Regions from separate parts of the Mus musculus genome. Here regions 2 and 3 are each linked to region 1. The links are chromatin loops, found by intact Hi-C in ENCODE. Cell type or tissue: heart. All regions are shown on one strand. Each heading gives the region's core, and the rest is flanking DNA. Links, peaks and the distances in the headings are about the cores only. Region 1 overlaps Trip4 (thyroid hormone receptor interactor 4). Region 2 overlaps Zfp609 (zinc finger protein 609). Region 3 overlaps Rbpms2 (RNA binding protein with multiple splicing 2).

Region 1 (5,000 bases), core at 1-5,000:
GCATTGTTGCAGTCAACATCCTCCCTGCTGCTCTGGAGCTCTTACATCTGCTGCTGGCAGATAAAATGCTGGCAAACAGCAGGGGCTCCTTCCAGGGGAATACAGGAGAAGGAGAAGCTCAGAAAGGATGGCTCTCATCTACCTAGCTCCCCTCAGCATGCAGCCCTTTCTCTGCACTTCTTCCCTGTCTAGGTTCATCCCCTGACATTAGTCAGAGGAGGGTTGAGGGTCTAGTGGGATTTTTTTTTTTTTCTGGCAGAAATTAGACATGCGGCTAAACTGGCTTTAAAGGATAAAAGGAAGACAAGTTCTTACGCCTGTTCAGCACATACTTTTCAAAGGACACTTAACAATGTCATGAACTTGATTTTACTTTTTTGGGGGGTGGGGGAGCGTTTACAAGACAAGGTTTCTCTGTGTACCCCTAGCTGTCCTGGAACTTGATCTGTAGAGCAGGCTGGTCTCAAACTCAGAGATCCACCCGCCTTGGTGTCTCAAGTACTGGGATTAAACGTGCGTACCTTCACTGCATGGTGATTATTATAACTATGGAATAAATCCTTTTGTTCTTATTCTTTTAAATATTTATTCAGGTATTTTATGTGTTGTGTGTGCTCTGCATTGTATGCCTGCATGCCAGAAAAGGGTATCAGATCCTATTACAGATGGTTGTGAGCCACCATGTGGGTGCTGGAACTTGAACTCAGGGTCTCTGAAAGAGCAGCCAGCGCTCTTAACCACTGAGCCATCTCTCCAGCCCTCTGCTCTTAAAGAGAACTAACTGGTCAATCTAGTACATTTTAATTTATTAAAGACAGGGCAAGAATGTGAGGTCAGAAATAAATTACCCAGTTTCTTTGGGGAAGGAAAATGTTAGCAACAACAGAATGCTGAAGGAGAATGTGGTCCAAGTCACATAGGAAATTAGTGTCAGCTAAAAAAAAGGGTTGGTAGCTCCATGGTTTTTCAAGGAAAATGAACTTCAGCTAGTTGATAAGAATAGATACTGAAGATATGGGGCAGACACTGTTTCCTGGATGGTTCTTTCTCAATAAACTGAACTTACAAAGGATAAAGGAAAGCCTGGCATGTACATTCTAAATTGTGCATGCCAGGGCTACAGGTCTGTAGTATGTAAACAGGCAGTGGATGTGTGTAGAAGGGGAGAGGGAAGTAACTCAGTGGTAGAACATTTGCACAAAGTCCTGGGTTTGATTACTAATACGTTTCAGGGAGAAAAATGTTTAGGAACACTGTACCCTATTATCTGTTTCTTGGAGAGCCTTAATTGATACTTGCATATTAAAGGCTCTGATAAACTCTATGGAAAACAAATCTGTTTAACCCAAAGATGTCTCCCAGATGTGCACTAACTTTAGGGAACACCTACATGAAGTACTTTGTGAAATCCTAGGGATAGGAAGTTTTCCCCCCAATACCAAGAATTAGGCTAGGAGGGGTAGAGCACTTGCCAAGAATGAGCAAGGCCCCAGGTTTAGTCAACAGTACCATGTAGTGAGAATTTTGATTTCTTTAAAAAAAAAAAAAAAGTTTTCATTTTAACCCCAGGTGCAGGATATGAGCTGCTTCAGCCTGTCCACAGCAGCCTGTCCACAGCAGCCTGTCCACAGAGCTGACTATGTTTTGCCTCGGGCTCTAGCAAGAGTGTGATTTCACTAGCTATAGATAGTTTCTGCAATTGTTTCAGGACAGCCAGAGCTACATAGTAAGATCTTGTCTTGAAAAAGAAAGAAAGCCCAAGATATTTAGGAGACTGGGAGAGCTCTGTGTTGGAGAGTCTGATTAGAATGCAGGGAGCCCAGGGTTTATTCAGCACAGCAAGGGAAATGTCCAGACAAACAAATTTACTGAGCAAAAATAAGTTGCATGCACAGAAGTAGAAGCCCTAGTGCTTAAATTAACTGCTCAAAGAAAAGGAAAACAATACTGTCTATAAGACTTTTTCTGCTTTAAGGACGAATTTGGCTGTTTTGGAATTCCTGCCTGTCTGAGCCCAAACATACTCTACATTTGAGGCATTTGCTAATGAAATTAAAGTTCTTTAGTGCCCTCTACTGTTTAAAAGTATGTTTTGAATCATGTCAATTTAATGTTTAGCACTTTAAAAAAATGTTTATTTATATATATATGTTCATTTATACACACATACCTTCCAACATGGCTCAAATCAAACTAAGTTCACACATACTGTCTATTGAGTTCAATGGTCTGGAAGAAATGCTTCAGAATAAGCCAAAACGGAGAGAGTATCCATGCCCAATACCCAATCAAAATAATATTTTAGGGTCTCTTCATTTCAAAAAGGAAATATATTTGTTTTGCTTTTTGTTTTGTTTTGTTTTGTTTGAGAAAGGGCCTCACTAGTAGCCCTGGCTGATCTGGAACTTACTATGAAGAACAGGCTGGCCTCTAACTGACAGAAATCTACCTGCCTCTGCCTCCAGGTATGTACCATCAGGCCCAACCTAAAAGAACTTACACTTCCTTTCCTGGACTTCAATGGCAGCTTTTTTCCCCAGAAATGGATATGTGTTGCTTCTCTATACACTGGAAGCCAAGCCATCTCTAAGTACTTCTGTTTCTGACCTAATCCTATTCTTTCTCGATTTTACATGTGTTAAAATATTTCCCTGGAGCGGGGGTTGAGGGTGGGGGGATGGTGGGGTGGTGGTTACATGCCTGAAATCTCAGCACTCAAGAGTCAGAGACAAGAGGATAATCAAGAACCCAAGAGCTGTACATACGTTCCAGTTCAGTCTGGGGCATGGCTGAAATCAAAACACTGCAGGGTTCAGTACAACACTCTCCCCTGGAAGGCAGAGGACGTAGGGTTTTAAATCTGAAGCCAGCCTGAGTTATGCCGGGGGGAGGGTGTGTGTCAGTCCTTTCTTCTCATGTTTAAATTACTAGAACCTTACTGTCTTCAGTCTGTTAAGAGGATCTAGAGCCTGTTAAAACAGCCAGCATCTGCCCACAAGAAGAACTCAATACTCACCTGCTCCTGAAATTGTTTCTGGGACAAGCAATCAATAAGGTCCACACAGCCCAGAAGACAACCCGACGGATAGTCATTTGGAAACTCCACATCTAAACAGAAAACAACAAAAGGACTGGATAAATCTCTTCTCTGTGACCCTGAAACTCAGGAATCTGCTTTCAATTCTGAACACGTAACATTTTCCATCATCTATTTGTAGAACCAAAGGAAACCAGGGAAGTTTTTATATGGCACAAATGCTTGTATTTTAATGAGAACCTAACAAATGACTAGCTTAGTTTACTATCCACATGCTAAACTTGGTAGCTTTTACTATTAAAACAAAAACCAAAAAACCGTTCATTTACCATCAGGTTCAAGGAATCTACAAGTTAATTCTGAACAAATTAATTCTAATGTTCTCACAACTGGATCAGATTAGAATCTGGTGGTGTGATGGTTAGCTTTAACTCTCAACACAACCTACAATCATGGAGGAAGAGTCTCAATGAGAAAGAGATCTTCAACATCAGGTTGGCCTGTGGGAATGTGTGGTGTGGTGTGGGGTGGGTGGTTCATAAACTAACTGATGTAGGAAGCCCCAGCCCACTGCAAGCAGCTCTGTTCTAAAAAGAGTGCTGAGGTGTGTGAGAGTGGAGATGAGGGACAGGCCGTGGAGCGTGGTTATGTGTTCCTGACTGGATGTGATGACTGACAGGAGCACTTACTTCAAGTTCCTGCCACTGTGACTTCCCTGAAGCAATGGACTGAAACCTGGAACTGTGAGCTAAAGCAAACTCTCTCCTCTAAGTTGAGTTAGGTTAGTGAATTTTATCATAGCCAAAGAATAAAACTAGAACAAGAGATACAGTGTTTTAAGGAAAATAATTAACATTTACAAAATTTAAATAATGATTGGTTGCTGTTTGGTTTGAGAAATCCTCCTTTTCATTTTCTAATTTCTTATTGTATTATTTTTTGACACAGGGTCTCACTATGTAGTAAAGGCTAGGCTGGAACTCATGAGGGAGGGTCAGGTGGGCCTCAAACTTAGAGAAATCTACTTGCTTCAGTCTCCCAAGGGCTGGGATTAAAGGTATGTCCCACTACACTAGGCATTGCGTTTTTAGTGAAATTAATGCTTTTGAATAGCTGTCTAGGATTTGTTACTCAACAGACAAAGAAGCTGAGGGTGGTGGTTTATTCCTTTTATCCTATCACTTGGGAGGCTGAAACGGAAAAAACCTGCCTTGAGTTTGAGGTTAGCCTCAACTACATAGTGAGTTCCAGGGTAGCTGTGCTATACTAAGAGACCCTGTCTCAAACTCAAACTAATAAACAAATGTGAGGTTCAAAAGTCTATATAACACAAGAAAAAAAAAAAAAACAAAAACAAATACAAAGGAAGAAGGAAATAGAAGTGAACATTAAGGACTTCTCTCCACAAATCAAGCTGGAGCATATATGTGGCTGTTACCTTTCCCACGAAGAAGACGATAGGTAGCCTGGAGTTCTGAGACTTCCTGAGGGGAAGGTCTTTTGCCCGTGGCTGCTATCCAAAGTCTTCCTCTGTGAGGAGTATACCAGGATCTGCCCTCCACCCTTAAACAAAATCAAATTCCATGGGAGAGATCTAAACTCTAATTTCCTTGAAGATTTCCTAATAGATTACAATTCTGCAGCAAATTATCCAACTGGATCAAGAGACCTGAAGAAGACACCTCAGCGACACCCTTCCCTTAGCTGACCTGAACCCTCCCATTCTCTTTCCTGTTGTCACCACCACCAGTCATTTCTCTCAACTCCTACTGGCCACCAGATCTCTGTAACTCAAACAGGGAACTGTCACTTGTCTTGGGACTTCTATAATTTACATTTATAATTAAGTTGTTGCATGTATTTGTAGGAAGGGCACATATGAGGCATGGCATTTCTAGAAAGGCTAGAATATAACTGGCAGGAGTTGCTTATGTTGTCAGGGGCCTGGTGTGGTGGCACACAC
Region 2 (7,437 bases), core at 1,415-6,414, 150 kb before region 1:
GGATCAGCCAGTGGCCAAGCTGGAAAACAATGCTGGACAGGAAGAAGCTACAGGGCAGGTGGGCACACTGGGTTCAACAGCTTGCTGTCAGCCAGGAAAGGGGAAGCTGAGGGTGGGTATGGAGCAGGGCTAGAGAAAAGACAGGGAAGCTGAGGGGGGAACAGAACAGCTAGGGGAGGAGGCAGCAGCTCAGCAGCAAACTCCAGGAGAAATAACCAGCAGCCCTCACAGATTTGTGATTGTCTCTTAAAAAGATTTATTTTCTCTTCTTGCCTGAATGTACAAAGGCAAAAAGAGTACAGTTTGTATATATATATATTTATATATATATATATAAAAAAACAAGGAACTTGGTAATGTACACTTTACAGAAGGGAAGAATCAGGAAGACTGAAATTAAATTCAACAGAGCAACGCCAATGGAACAAAAGCTATGAACAGCAACACTGTCCCTCCAGCCCGAGCCTCCAGCTTGCCCCAACCTGCTCCCAGTGGGAGGGCTGAGCACCAAGGCAAGCGGGTGGGCTGGGGCAGGAGGGGCTAGGGATAAGGCCTGGGAGGGGCCCATGGCAGGGAATCACTGGAAAGTTTCCTTGGAAACTAGTAATAAATGACAAAGGCCCAGAATAATGGGCCAGCTAGCTGCCCAGCTGAATCTTGGGGGCCATCAGAGTACACAGATAAGGTATATGGGGTAAGTGATGAGGCCTCAAATCTATATCCAATTCTCTAGCCCTTCTGCAGAACTAACTCCCTTAAACTAAGTCCCCCCCACCCCACCCTGGAGCCTGGAGAGAAGGTGCATGAAAGGATCATTTCACAGGGTACCCTCTTACCCTTCTATGTTTCTTTGACCTTGAGATGTGTGGAGAGAGTAGGCTTAGTGGAGACTACATGTACAAGTATAAGATGGGGAAATGAGGAAGTAGATGTGAGTCCTAAGCAGCAGCTGGCAAGCGGTAGCTGCCCTTCCTCAGGGTGAGGCCCCTACTTCCTATAGCTTCTCTTCCACATGAGTCCCTGGAGATCATTAAGAGCAAGAGCATGGGCAGGGTGGCTTAGTGAGAGGCTTGGTTTGGTGGTCTGCACCAGATCCTGTCTTTCTGACTAGGTGTGGAGGTGGACAGTTTTGAAGCACTAGTCAGGAGTTTCCACAGCTGGAGCTGTAGTGTATGTAATACTACTTCAGAGCGGGAAGACCGGACTCAGACTAGGGACCAGGAGGGAGGAGCTGAGAACACAGGGTCATTTTTCTACTGCTAATCTCGTTTCAGAGCAGCACCTGTTTTTCAAGGGGCACTTGGGTAGAGGGAACAAAAAGCTGACTTGTTTCTAACGGGAAGAGGGGAGAGAGACAGACAGAGGGAGGGAAGGGAAGGGGAGAGGGGAGAGAGAGAAAGCTGTTCCTTCTGCAGAATCTAAGGCTGTCTTGCAAATACAGACACACCTCTGTTATAAAATGAAAAAAGTGGAAAGGGCAGGAATGTGGGCCATGCCTACCCAGTGAAAAACAAAATTGCTCCAATGTTTTTTTTTTTACAATATGTACAAAGCACACTGCAAACCAGTGCCACAGATACATACAAAACACAATATTTAAAAAAAACAGGAACAGATGGGAGCATGGCTCTACTCACTAGTCTTGTGGGGAGAAGCATAATTAGGCGACAGTCACTTTCTTAGTAAGGGTAATGGGTTAGATAAGATGTTATCTCCAACATCTACCTCCACGAATGAAAGGGGGTCACTACCCAGACTCCTGCTGGGGCAGCATGTGGCAGAGGGGACAATGGTGGCGAGGAGGCTGTTTAGACAAAAGGATTTTCCCAAGTGCCCAGAACCCAACTCAAAAAAAAAAAACAAGGACTTGGAAACAGGAAAGGTTTGGAGGTCAGAGATGCTAACTACCAAAGCCTGATTATATACATGGAGGGTTCATGAGTTCTCGGGAGCTAGCTTCTCTTGGGCTTTGTGCTTAATGTCTCCCACCACCCCACTTTCCCAAAGAAGTTAGAGCCACCTACCTTCCTGCTCTCAAACTGTCACTTTTGACATTCTTGTTTCAAGCTCCCGATTAGCCTAAGCTGGTATCTGTGCATCTTTCTCTCTCTCTTGCAGTCCAAAGGGCAAAAACAGGAGGAAAGGGCTTCAAAGGGATGGTACCCTGCAATAGCAAAGACCTAAAAAACATCCCACATGCTGGGAAGACGTGACTCCAACAAAGCTAGGTCATCACTTTTTCCTAACATGACTTTGTAGCTCAGGAGAACAGAGAAATGCCTGCCACCTCAAAGCCTTATCCACTGTGTCCACTCTGACTTGGGCATATAATGCTTGGATATGCTGTTTTAGGGTCTAAGGAGCAAATCATCTCCCCTTGGCCAGTGGCCCCTAAAACATAAACGTGTGTTATAAAGACACTCCTCATATTGGCACGTACGGAGTTACAGAGTGAACTGTATAAAATCATGTACCTGTAGACAGAGGAACTGGGATGGATATATTTGTGACCCTAAATGAGGATACTCAGATAACTGAATGTCTCCAAGAACAGCCTGCCTTCTGGTTGCTGCTCTAAAGTGATGTGGCAGGCTCCAAGGTTACCCATGCTGGGAGGAAGTCTATTAATACTGCCTGAGTTGTAGAAGCCAAGCAGTAGAAGTGAGGTCAGTATGGGGAATCCCCCCTGGGAAAGGCACCAAGGGGTTAAAAAAGAAAGAGAAAGGACAAGGAGTTGGGGGATCTGGAAAGCAGCAGGAATTTTGGTGAGGAAGCAGGTTCAGTTTCACAGACTCCACTTATGTTCCAGTTCCTCCCAGCATCCCCAGGGAGCCTGTGCTGGTGCTAGAACCCCTGTCTTCCACCTGACAGGAGCACAAGACTCTGGTGGGGCAAGTGCCTTACTCTCCCCTTTACAGGTTAGGCTCTGAGCATTTATCTGTGCTCACATCAGAGGGGGATGTCTCCACACTTGAAGACCTTGTCTTCGCAATTACAGAGGAAACAGCTCCCTACTTCTTTCCTGAGATTCTAATTTCTCCACGTGCTGCCAGTTCCCAGGGCCCAAACCACTGAGGAGATGTGGAATCTTGTTTATGGTGGTAATGACAGTGAGGGGTATGGCTGCTGTGCTGTCTTCAGACTTTATCCCGTGCTTGGGGTCCCTCCCAGGTGTGTGTTGCTGCTCTGGCAGCAGACCAGGGGCTAAGGTAACAGAGCAGTCATTTCTCTGGGATGAGGCTGTGTTCTCTCAGTTGCTCCTATGCCTTCATCTCCATAGATGACCACAACAAAACTGTGGCTGAGAGAATAAATATTTTTGCAAAGTACCAGTTCTCCAGCTCCTGAGGAAGAGGGAGGGTCGGGGGTCGGAGGGTCTAGTGGAGGTGAGGCAGCCAAGGGTCTGCCTTCAGTCACGGTCGGAATGGCAAACAGGATGATCAACACCGTAACTGATGGTAAGATGGCACCTCCAGCATCACCTCGAATGAGCCAGTCTGGCCCATGAAGCTGACTTCATCTGGGCACTTGGTGTTCTGCGAAGGAAACACACAGATAAAACAGCTAATTGTGGTCTGCTGGTATCACAACCACAAGATGGTGCTCTAAGAAAATGAACTGGGGCTGGCAAATGGTTAGTGAGTAAGGGTGCTTGCTGCCAAGCATGAGATGAATTCCATCATCCACAGTTCGAAGAGGGAACTCCCTGTAAATTGTTCTTTGAGCTCTGCTCACAAGCACTACCCTTCACAGCAAAGTTAAAAACAACCCAAAAAGAACTGCAGCACCAGCTGGTGCTGGTCCTCCGCAGGCCTTCAAATGCACATAGCTTCACAAGAGGCTGCTGTCACAGGCCTGGCCAACAGTCTCCCTTTTCCAGATTACTGACATCACATAGTTAACCCTCACTTGCAGAGATTCTGTGGATCCAAGTAGCAGCTACCCCTGTTAATCTGTCACTGCAAATTAACAAAATCTACTTACCATTCTCACCTCCGGGGGGGTGGGTAGAGTGAGGGAGTTGAGCCTTGCTGGCTGGCAACAATGGCTGTAGAAGAAAGCCCTAGGCAAGCAGAGAACATATTAATATAGCACTCAGGAAGTCACCCTTCACAAGTTGGCTCGCTGTGAGGAGCTTCCCCTTAAATTTCCCTACCTAGTGCCATTGGATTTTTGGGGTACCAACAGCTTGTTTCTCTCTAGTGGTTCCTTACTCTGATGAATAATGAGAGCTCCCAAGCTCCAGGGAAGAAATAAGTCCCAGCCTAAAGCAAGGTACTTTAGGACTCAGCAGAGAGACAGGATCTCTGGATGTGTGTGTTGTACATGTGTGGAGGTCATAGGACAACTGAGTGTCATTCTTAAAGTGCCTTCTGTCTTTTGTTTGAGACAAGGCCTTTCACTGGCTTGGAACTTTGCCAAGTAGGCTAGGCTGGCTGGCCAGTGAGCTCCAGGGATCTGCCTGTTTTCCTCCCACCTGATCACTGTAGTTACAAGCACACACCACCACATCTGTCTTATCACATGGATTTTGAGGACTAAATTCAGGTCCTCTGTTTATAAGGCAAGTGCTTCACTAAGTCTTCTTCCCATTCCACCTTGAATTTATTTTTATATTACTGCTTCAACCTGAGTGCTGGGAATCTCAGATTAGAAATCTGGGGGTACCCAGCACTTGGGAGGCAGAGGCAGGCGGATTTCTGAGTTCGAGGCCAGCCTGGTCTACAAAGTGAGTTCCAGGACAGCCAGGGCTACACAGAGAAACCCTGTCTCGAAAAACCAAAATCTGGGGGTGAAAGATTCTTTGAGGGCAGGGGCCTTGTTACAGGCAGTACTACTGAAATGGAAACAAAGCTGGAGGAAAGAGCCTTACCTGCGGCATAGGGTAGGTTGTACTGTGCTGGGAGCAAGGAATAGCCCAAGTGGTGGTGGTGGTGGTGTGTGGACATCAGGCGCTGGGAAGGGGATGTGCGGGGCCGGTCGGCACTCCTGTCAGTACCTCCTGCTCCCGCAACACTGCCACAGCTGCCACCACCCCCAACCACCCCACAGCCTCCTCGATCTCTCTCCTGAGAATTTTTATCACTTATCTGGAAAGGAAAGGAGACATATCAAGACACTATAATGAGATATATACACACTAGTGATCTAACCAGTGTCCTATATTATGACTCTAAAACTGCAGGGTATCTACAAATAGAGGGAGTGCCCTTATGAGGCTGGTATCAAGTCACCCAAGTAGCATCTTGTCAGGGCCTGCACTTGCCCACTCCTCCCATGCTGTGGCTTCTACTCCGTGGTCTTTGGACAAGGACCTGGGCTGTCCTCCACTTACCGTGGGAGACTTGCTCTTGTAGTGACTGGCATGTTGCTGCAAGATGTCCAGGGCTTTGGACTCTGAGCTGGCTTTACAGCTCACACTGGGGCTGGCACGGGCCTTGTCAGCGTCCTCGCCACCTGAGACCTTGCTGCCATACGGGGAGAAAGAATAGCTGGAAGGCAAATAGGAACCTAGGAAAGGGGAAATCAAGCAGTCAGAGGAAATGAAGGCAGAAGAGACTGCTCTAGTGAAGGGTCAGGTGGCATCAGCTCGCCTAAGCAGTCCCAGACACTTTTAACCACAGCTCCTGGCTTCCTCCTCTTTTAACAAGCTAAGAACAGGTGAAGGGATAGCATATAGCACTCGGTTTACCAAAGCTGACTTCTCAGTTCTCCTGAGTTATCTCAGAGTCCTATGATAAAGTGGAAAGATCCAAGGAGTTAAAGTCAGACAGCCTTGGGCTGCATAACTGTAAATGAAGTGACAGCCTTTTGAGTTTCAGTTTATTATCAAAATGAAGATATTAGCAGGCATGACAGTACAGCCATAATCCCAACACAGGTGGTTGGGACAGAATTCTGCACTCAGTGTCAGCCTAGACTACATGAGATCCTGTTCTCCAAAACAAGGGCTGGTGAGATGGCTCATGGGTAAAAGGACTTGCTGCCAGGCCTGATGACCTGAGTTTGATCCCAGCACTCAGGCTAGAAGCAGGCAGACCTAGGTGAAGTTGAAGCCAGTTTCATCTATTCCAGGCCAGCCAGGATTACATAATGAAACCATGTTTTAATTGGAAAAGAAAAAGGGGTGGTGGTGGTGGTAGGCCAGGTGTGGGAGTACACACCTTCAATTCCAGTACTGGAGAGGCAGAGGCAGGCAGATTACTGAGTCAAGACCAGCTTGGTCTACATGATGAGTTCTGAGACAGCCAGGACTGTTTCAAAAAAGGGTGGTGGTCCTGGAGAGATGGCTCAGTATCTGGTAAGAGTACTTATTGTTCTTCCAGAGAACCTGTGTTCAATTCTCAGCACCCACATCAGGTGGCTGACTGTAACCCCAGCTCCAGCGGAGCTGATGTTCTCTGTAAACACTGTGATTACATGCATTTTTTCCTTCTCCCTCTCTTGCCCCTCACATACACACATTTATAAACAAATCTAAAAAATAAGCAAAAGATACTAGTACAAAAAGAACAGGAGCATATATAATGCTCTAATCCAGGACTAGGGAGGCAACAGTAAGAGGATTGTTTCAAGGAAGGTAGCCTGAATACAGTAAATTCTAGCATAGAATTTACAGAATCTAGTTCCAGCAAAGTCTTTTCCCAAACAAGCAACAGGAAGATAGGTGCACACACACCTGTAGTGTTAGCTGAGGCAGGAAGATGAGATGAAGGTCAGCCTGGGCTTAGATGGCCAGACTATGTCTCAGAAACTGAAGCTGGGCTGGAGAGACACATCAGTGGTTAAGAACACTTGCCTCCATTGCAAAGGACCCAGATTTCATGTCTAGCACCTCCATGGTGGCTCCACCTTTCCTGGCTTTCCTGGGTATCATGCATGCACATGGTGCACATAAATACATTCAGGTAAACATTCACACAAACATACGCAACCATGCTTGCATACAAGCACGAGGATCAAAGCTCAGATCACCAGGGCCTACAGAAAAGGCCAGGTCAAAGTGCTCATAGTTCTACAAGTGTGAGGGTACAGACAGCAAAACCCCTGGAACTCGTGGCAAGTCAGTCTAGAATAATTGAGTTTTAGGTTCAGTGAGAGACCCTGTTTAAAAAAATAAATCATGGAAGAAGATAAATGACATTGACCTCTGACCTACACACAACATGCAAATGCATAGAAACACAAGCTGGGTGTGGTGGCTATGCTTATAATTCCAGCACTTGCGAGCAGAGCCAAGAAAAAGGAGGAAAGCTGGTTAATTATAGGCTAACAAACAAGGGCTCCATAATATGACTGTCTCAACAATGAAGACAGAACAACAGGGAAAAATGCATAAATCATTTAAGACAGTGCATGGCCCAGAGACAAGCCTCAGCGGATGGAGCTTTATTTGTATATAGGTGGTAGGCACACTGTGAGGGTGAGATGATCTCC
Region 3 (7,437 bases), core at 1,511-6,510, 190 kb before region 1:
AGCTCCTAACTTGGGAGCACACGCGCACGCACATACACACACGTACACAGACTCTGTTCTCATCCAACAGCAGATCCACAGCCTCTGAATTCCACTTCAGATCAGAGCCCTGCATCGTCTCCTTCTCCAGGCTGACAGGTCTGAGAAGCCTGCCTTGCGCTTGCCTTCCCCAGTGCACCCCACCCTGCCACTGCACCTCATTCTTCCTGAACTTCGAAACCAACCAAAACGTGAAAAGTATTTTTGTACCCTGTGTAACAAAATATTTATGGATCATAAAGGGTTTTTCATGTGTTTACCATTAATTATTAAAGAGACCTTGTTCAGCCTGTCAGATAAGTTTAATGTTTAGTTTGAAGCATGAAGAAGAAAAGGGGTTTCCGTTCTTTAGCAGTTGGCCTTTGTGTCGGGCTTTGGTTTAAGAAGAATGAGATGAAGGATAAATTGTGCAATTTTGTTTTATTTTACGAGCATGTCTGTGCTTTACCTTTAAACCTCAGCTCGGATATCTGGCTACTTCGGACAATGATGTCTGGAGGTGGCTGTTGTAATTGGTGACCCTGTGAGAATGTGAAACTGGATCATAAATGAAATGCAAAATAAAAACCTGAAGTGACTCTGCTCTGATTTTTGCTTCTACGATCCATGGGATGCAGGCTGCTGGGCTGAGGGTGACAACAGGGAGGCCAGAAACAGTCCTGGCCTGGTGGCAATCTGGGTGGGGACACCTCAGAGCTGCTATTGTTGCCTTCTGTAATAAGCTGAGGAGCCTGTCCCAAAGTGGAGAGTGACTGCACCAGGGTCTTCAGGTGCCCACCCTCCATCATCCCATCCTCTATGATGACTTTTCTCCTTGCTCCGGGAATTCTGAAGGCAGAGATCCTTAGTCCCTGCACCCAGTCAGGAGCCTGAGTGTGCCTTTATCTGCTCACCTTCACCCTTCCAACCCTGTGGTCTCTCAAGCCCCCTTGTACTGAAAAAGTGAAGTTGGTGTGCTAGGGTCTCTCTCCAGAGTCTGACCTTGGTGTACATCTACTGGCCTGTAGGGACAGAGGATCCACAAAACCTTGCCCCTGATGCATTAAACTAACCAGTGCTGTTAGCTGTGGACTGCAACTGATTCCTGGGAAGAAAGCAGAAGGTCTTTAAGGTTAGGTTGCACTGGGAACCTGGGGTTAGCATGGACGGGATTCTTGTGGCCGCCCTAACTCTACTGTGACGTGGTGTTTTAGTTTAATATTAGAAGTGGCTTGAAATCCTTCCCAGTTCCCCTAGAGGGAGAGTTTGCTTCTTTGTCCACTCTGATCCTGCAGGGCAGGGCCAATGACCAAAGCCTGCCTCCTACTGGTTTCCTCTGAGCAAAGTGGCCGTGGCTGGCTCCAGTTGAACCTTGATGACTGGCACCTCTTCTCCTGTGTGGCTTGGGTGTAGGCTGTTAACTGCTCATGTGTCAGGGGTGACGTGCATCTAGGTGCTAACTGAGCTGGGAGAGGGCCCAGACAAGTACAGGCTTTGGGGTAGCTTGTGGCAGGTGGGCAGGTTACCTGGAACCTAGAGGAAAACTCAGGAGGGGACATACCTGCACTTAATTCCAGGAAAGGAAGGAATTGGCTCTTTCTAGTGGTACCCCTCACTGCTATGTGATCTTGCCATGCAAGCAAGGGCCCTCCCAGCCTGCAGCTCCTTCGAGCATGGAGAAAAAGCTGTGTTTGGTGTTTGACAGTTCCCTCCTGGGGCCAAGTCATGGTCTGACCTACTTCAGCTGTGTCAAGATCCATTGGGTCTTCCCAAGGTGCTGAATTATTTAGTTGGGGCAGTTGGGTCTTCCTGAGAGGGACAGAGAAAGCTATTCCATAATTTAAAGGCCCCATGCCTGTGACTTCAGGGGAGGAGGGGTCTCTTTCACACTTCACTGAGCAGAGCCCAGGCCTTGGTCTGAGAGAGGAAGGGGAGGTGCTGCACCCTTTCCAGCTGGAGCTTTCCTGAGGCAGGGCCTCGGCAGAAAGACCTCGATGGACAGACAGCTGGACTTGGGTTGAGTTCACAAGCAGATCCACCCAAAAATCAAGGAGCTGCCTGGCAGGGGCATGGTAAAGCTGGACTCAGAAGCAACCTCATCCAGAGTGCACGTGCTATGCTGTTCAGGAAAGGCTAGCAGCAGGTGTGTCATGGGTTCTGTCAACCTGACACAAGCAGGATCATCTGGGAAGAGGGAATTGAGAAAAGCCTCTGTCATAGTGGTCTGTAGGCACATCTGGGACGTTTTCTTGACTGACTGATGTGGAAGGGGCCAACACACTAGGCAGTGGTCTTGGACTGTACAAAAAATCAGGCTAAGCACCCCCTTTAGACTCCTGCTTCAGTTCCTATCTCCAGATTGATTCCTGCCTTGGAACTTGTTATGTAGATCAGACTGGCCTCAAGCTCAGGGATTCCCCCTCTCTGTGCCTCCTGAGTGCTGGGATCAAGGTTGTGTGCCACCACCACCTAGCTGGGTTTCAGGATTCAAAAACGGGGTCCTGCATTCCTGTCCTGATGTGAAGTTTATTACAGGTACATATGAGAGGTGTGTCTTGTGATCACCATCAAAGTCCTTTGAAGCAAGAAATGTGTTTTCATCTACTTTTTATAGCTATGGGAACTGAAGGTAAAAGCTCCAACGGGAACTGACAAAAATGGTTCTAGCGGATAAAGCTGTTGGCTACCAAGCCTGACATCCTGAGCTTTCTCTCGGGGTCCACATGGGAGAACCAGTTCCTTCAGCTCGTGCCCAGACCTCCATATGTGCACAGTGCACACATCTTCAGACAGCATATCTTTTCAAAATCCCACAGAGGGAGATGACTCAATAGGCAAAGCACTTGTTTTGCAAGCAAGATGACCAGAGTTCAGATCCCCAGAGCCTGCATAAAAACTGTGGTCTGACTGTAACCCCAGGACTGAGGAGGGAAAAGGGGGATCCCAGGTAAGAGGCCTATCAGGAGGAACTGAACCTGCAAGCTCCAGGTTCAGCAAGAGACCTTGCCTCTTATAGTGCAGAAGACCCGGATTCTTTTCTCATTGTCCATACCAGAAGCTCACAGCTACTTGGAACTCCAGACTCCCCCCTGACTTCTTAGGCACCTACATGCACAAAGTACTCTTTTCTTTTTTGTTTTGTTGTTGTTGTTTTTGAGACAGGGTTTCTCTGTATAGCCCTGGCTGTCCTGGAACTCACTCTGTAGATCAGGCTGGCCTTGAACTCAGAAATCCGCCTGCCTCTGCCTCCGGAGTGCTGGGATTAAAGGCGTGCACCACCATGCCCGGCCACAAAATATTCTTATGTATACATAGGCACACATAATCTTTTTAAAAAAGTTTTGTATGTATTTGTGTTTTAAGGACGTGTTTCTGCAAACCATGTACATGACTGGTTACCTGCAGAAGTCAGAAAGGGTGTCAGGTTCCCTGGAACTCGAGTTGTGAGCCAGCGTGTGGGTGCTATGAATCAAACACAGGTCCTCTACACCAGCCCAGGCAGATAGACAGACAGACACACACACAACTCCAGTGAAGCCTGCACTTGGTGGAAGATGGAGAATAAGGTGTAGTTTCTGTTCCTTAGAATGGCATGTACAACGAGAGACCCAGATGGCTGAGCTGTTCAAGTGAGGAACACCCAGAAATGGGAAGAGTTAGGTGCAGGGTTGTCATTCTCCCTCCTGGTTTCCCAGGACAGGGTCACTTGAATCAGAGACTTCTCTGATGGGTCTGTTTCTATCTAAATTCAGATCCACATTCCTAGAATCTGCAACGTGTTTCCTGGAAATCAGCTCTGCTCAGGGAAGGAAGACTGGAGGAGATACTATTAGAGGGTTATGAGGTGCAAATGGGGAGCCAAGGCCTCTGCTAAGATTTCCTCAGTACTGCACTCTCTCGTGTGTGCTTGCATATACATTGCATACTGATGGCTGCAGTCAGCCCAACCTGGCTTTCAGGCGCTTCAGGACAGGATTTAGCTCTGTTCACTGGAGATGGCAGTACCTTCTTAGGAAACTTCAGGGTGATCCTACTCCAGCTGTTCTTGCCTGTGTTTGTAGGTGTGGTATACTCTGACCCCAGGAAGCTCTATTTAATTTATTAGGGTTTTTGTTGTTATGTTTTGTTTTTTTTTTTTTTTTTTTTGGTCACGGTTTTTGTTTGAGACAGTTTCACATAAGCCCAGGATAACCTTGAATTTGCTATGTAACTGTAGATGACCTTGGCCCCTGACTCTCCTGCATCCTGGTACTAAGCTTGCAGCCATGCCTATCTCTTATCCTCCTCCTGCCTCTATCCTAAGCCCACGTGTCTTTGTTGCATCCTGTCTCTAAGTCTCCAGCCCTTGGTCTTTCCCTGGTGGAGGGAAGGTGAGGTTACTTTGTTCCCTTCACTTTACCTTGAAGGTGATGGCTGAGGCGCCATCTAGACCACGAGGCTGGGGTGCCCTCTTCTGGTGAAAGAGCTCAAAGCCATTTGATTGCTTTCCTTCCAGGACAGACTTGGACTATCTGGACCCCTGCTCCAAAGCTCTCAGTTGAGAAATCACTCACAAACATGGACCACTTCCTGGATATGTGCATGCTTTGCATTCTAGACAGCTACATAAACTACTGATCCTGTGGACACAACTGTGTTAGACCCCACGATATCTGATTCATTCAGCAGTCTCGGCTCACGGGTAGAGGCGCTTCAGCTCTAAGAAGCAGAGAGACATGTCCAAGTCCAAGTGCATTCAGATATACAGAGCTGATAGAAAATCCAGGTGTTGGGGGTTAGAGAGATGGCTCAGTGGTTAAGAGCACTGATTGCTCTTCCAAAGGACCCAGCTTCAATTCTCAGCATCCACATGGCAGCTCACAACTGTCTGTCACTCCAGTTCCAGGGAACCTGACACCTTCACACAGGCATACATGCAGGCAAAACACCAATGTACATAAATTAAAATAAATCATTTAAAATTCAGGTGTCACAGATCGGGTTGGGTGAGATATGTCAGCTTATGCCTGTAATCCCATCACTTGGGATGCAAAAGCATAGGGATCGTTGCAAGTTCAAGGCGACCTGGTTGACATTGTTAGTATCAGGCCATGTGGGTAACATTCTACCTCACTGACGAAATGCCTGGACATCGTTAGTAATGACTGGTCATTTGCCTTCTAACCATAGCTGATATTCCCAGAGTTTATATTTTCTTGTATCTGGTAGACTTTTTGCCTGCCTGAATGACAGAAGTAGACCCCTCTGGTAACTAAAACTTGGAATGTCCCCTGCCAGCCTCCCCAGTGCCACTTTGCATTCTATGCAGTGGCACCTCACAGTGCCACTAGGTGTTGTTAATTTCACCTTTGCAAACATTCCTGGGTTACTGCCTGGGAGAGTCCAGCACACTTGGTAGTATCTGACACATGGCAGCTAACTGGCTACTTCACTTCTGAGACCTTGTTTAGGCAAGCCTTCTCCCATCTGGCCATGTGTCCTCGGGGGAATATGACTTCTCTGAGAGTCCCCACCCAGTGAAAACAGTGGGAACTTTCTGAAGGCACAATGAAATGCCCGAGGCACTAACGTTCATGTTCCTGATGTTTTCGGTGGTGAGCTATGATAGAGGAGCTGTTCTGAGCCAGATGCTGGGTGTCTGGGTGTTTCCCAGGACAGATTTGCGCCACCCTGTTCTTCATGAAGTTCTAGGCTTGGCCAAGAGTTGCACTCACCGGGCCTGTAGGGGCCAGAGAGGGAGGCAGTCCTAACTGGAGGGCAGGACCCATGCTGAGCTGTTCTCAGGCCCTCCTGCTCAGGAGGGTGGGGCCCATGCAGCTTAATATTTTTCTATAGAAAGACAGTCAGAATTTAATGTGAAAATTCCTAATCTGTTGGTAACTAATCAAACAAACAGAAACTAACAAAACAAAAATCCATGAAAGCAAGCTGGCCATATGGCACATGCCTGAATCCCAGTGCTTGGGAAGCAGAGACAGGCGGGTCTTTGAGTTTGAGACCAGCCTGGTCTATAGAACGAGTTCTAGGATAGCCAGGGCTACGCAGAGAAGCCCTGTCTCAAAAAGATAAACACCTGAAAGCCGTTCTGCGGGTTACACTATGCTTGTTGCTCTTTTAGGTTTTAGTCTGTGCAGTGAAGTCTGTGGACAAAGATCTGCCTTCAAGTGCTCAGTCTGTGTGTGACAGCCCCCCGTCCGTCCACAGTAACTGTTCATAGCTGGCAGAGGGCCATTCGCAAAGGCTGCTTTATCTAGGCATCTCACCTTTACCCGCTGGATGGCCACCAGGGGGCAGAGGCAGAATGCTGGATACGATTTGTTATTTATAGTGTGTGTATATTTGCTTTGTGTCCTGTTTTTTAGAGACTGGGGTGGGGTAGTTGAGATAGGATTTCACAAGGCTCAGGTCATCCTTGAACTCTCTGTGTAACTGAGCATGACCTTGAACTCCTGATCCCCTTGCCTTCCTATCAGTGCTAAGACTGGAGGCCTGTACCACAGTGCCCTTTAAAGAATTGTACTATTGGACCAGGCTTGATGGCACACACTTTTAACCCAGGGTTTGAAAGGCAGAGTTTGAGGCCACCCTGGTCTATGTGGTGAGTTCCAGGACAACCAGGGCTCTTTGGAGACACTGTCTCATGGGGGGAAATTTGTATTTCTATCATTATTATTATTATTATTTATTTATTTATTTATTTATTTATTATATGTAAGTACACTGTAGTTGTCTTCAGATACACCAGAAGAGGGCATCAGATCTCATTACGGGTGGTTGTGAGCCACCATGTGGTTGCTGGGATTTGAACTTTGGACCTTCGGAAGAGCAGTCGGGTGCTCTTACCCACTGAGCCATCTCACCAGCCCCCATTATTATTTTTTTAATGTTGGCCAGGAACTCAAGGCCATCTCTATTTAGCCTCTCAAATGCTGGGATTACAGGTGTGCACCAACACATGTGGTTTGGATGGGTTTGTGATTAAAAAAAAAAACATGTAGGGTGCATATACTGCAAGTGGTTGAAAGACTAGGATGGCGAAGCTGCGCACAATTGTGTATGCTTAGAGCGGAGAGAAGGGCTACAGGGGACTTGGTATAGGACAGAGAATAGGCATTCTTCCCAGAAGAAGCATGTATAGAGGACAAAGCAGGGCATGATGGGAACTGTCAGTAGACCAGATCATCAACAAATTTGGAATGAACTGGGGAATAAGCTAGAGATACATCGCCAGGTCAGGTCTAGGCTCAGGCATTTCAGATTTTTTGGGTATTTTTTGGTTTTTTGAGACAGGGTTTCTCTGTATAGCCCTGACTGTCCTGGAACTCATTTTGTAGACCAGACTGGCCTCGAACTCAGAAATCCGCCTGTCTCTGCCTCCGGAGTGCTGGGATTAAAGGCGTGCACCACCACGCCCGGCCA

Evidence for each region. A loop is a pair of places that touch in the nucleus more often than their neighbours do. Peaks named below come from ENCODE experiments on the same cell type or tissue, not always from the same donor. Only the 100,000 strongest peaks of a DNase experiment are listed, where the experiment ranks them.
Region 2: a loop joins it to region 1, with 3 times the contacts of the local background. A loop is called at or near these places in 20 of 42 quality-filtered maps.
Region 3: it touches region 1 in a loop (5-fold over the local background); 18 of 42 quality-filtered maps call a loop at or near these places.

The regions. Positions count from the first base shown.
Region 1 is chr9:65,848,351-65,853,350 of GRCm38, forward strand. Trip4 (thyroid hormone receptor interactor 4) reads right to left here. Exons shown (of 14, transcript NM_001357872.1): 11 at 4,476-4,600; 12 at 3,017-3,108. Among named protein-coding and RNA genes, the nearest start is that of Zfp609, 23 kb to the left of the region's middle. In heart, for the core only: a CTCF peak has its summit at 2,084 (motif pointing left); a DNase peak (open chromatin) is centred at 61.
Region 2 is chr9:65,692,159-65,699,595 of GRCm38, forward strand. Zfp609 (zinc finger protein 609) reads right to left here. Exons shown (of 10, transcript NM_172536.3): 7 at 5,336-5,511; 8 at 4,874-5,090; 9 at 3,985-4,063; 10 at 1-3,536. The coding sequence ends at 3,990. Among named protein-coding and RNA genes, the nearest start is that of Oaz2, 19 kb to the left of the region's middle. In heart, for the core only: a CTCF peak has its summit at 3,599 (motif pointing right); DNase peaks (open chromatin) are centred at 3,553, 4,413 and 5,413; H3K27ac peaks cover 471 bases.
Region 3 is chr9:65,659,910-65,667,346 of GRCm38, forward strand. It overlaps Rbpms2 (RNA binding protein with multiple splicing 2), which reads left to right. Exons shown (of 8, transcript NM_028030.3): 8 at 1-609. Among named protein-coding and RNA genes, the nearest start is that of Oaz2, 13 kb to the right of the region's middle. In heart, for the core only: CTCF peaks have their summits at 4,469 (motif pointing left) and 6,291 (motif pointing right); a DNase peak (open chromatin) is centred at 6,302; H3K27ac peaks cover 587 bases.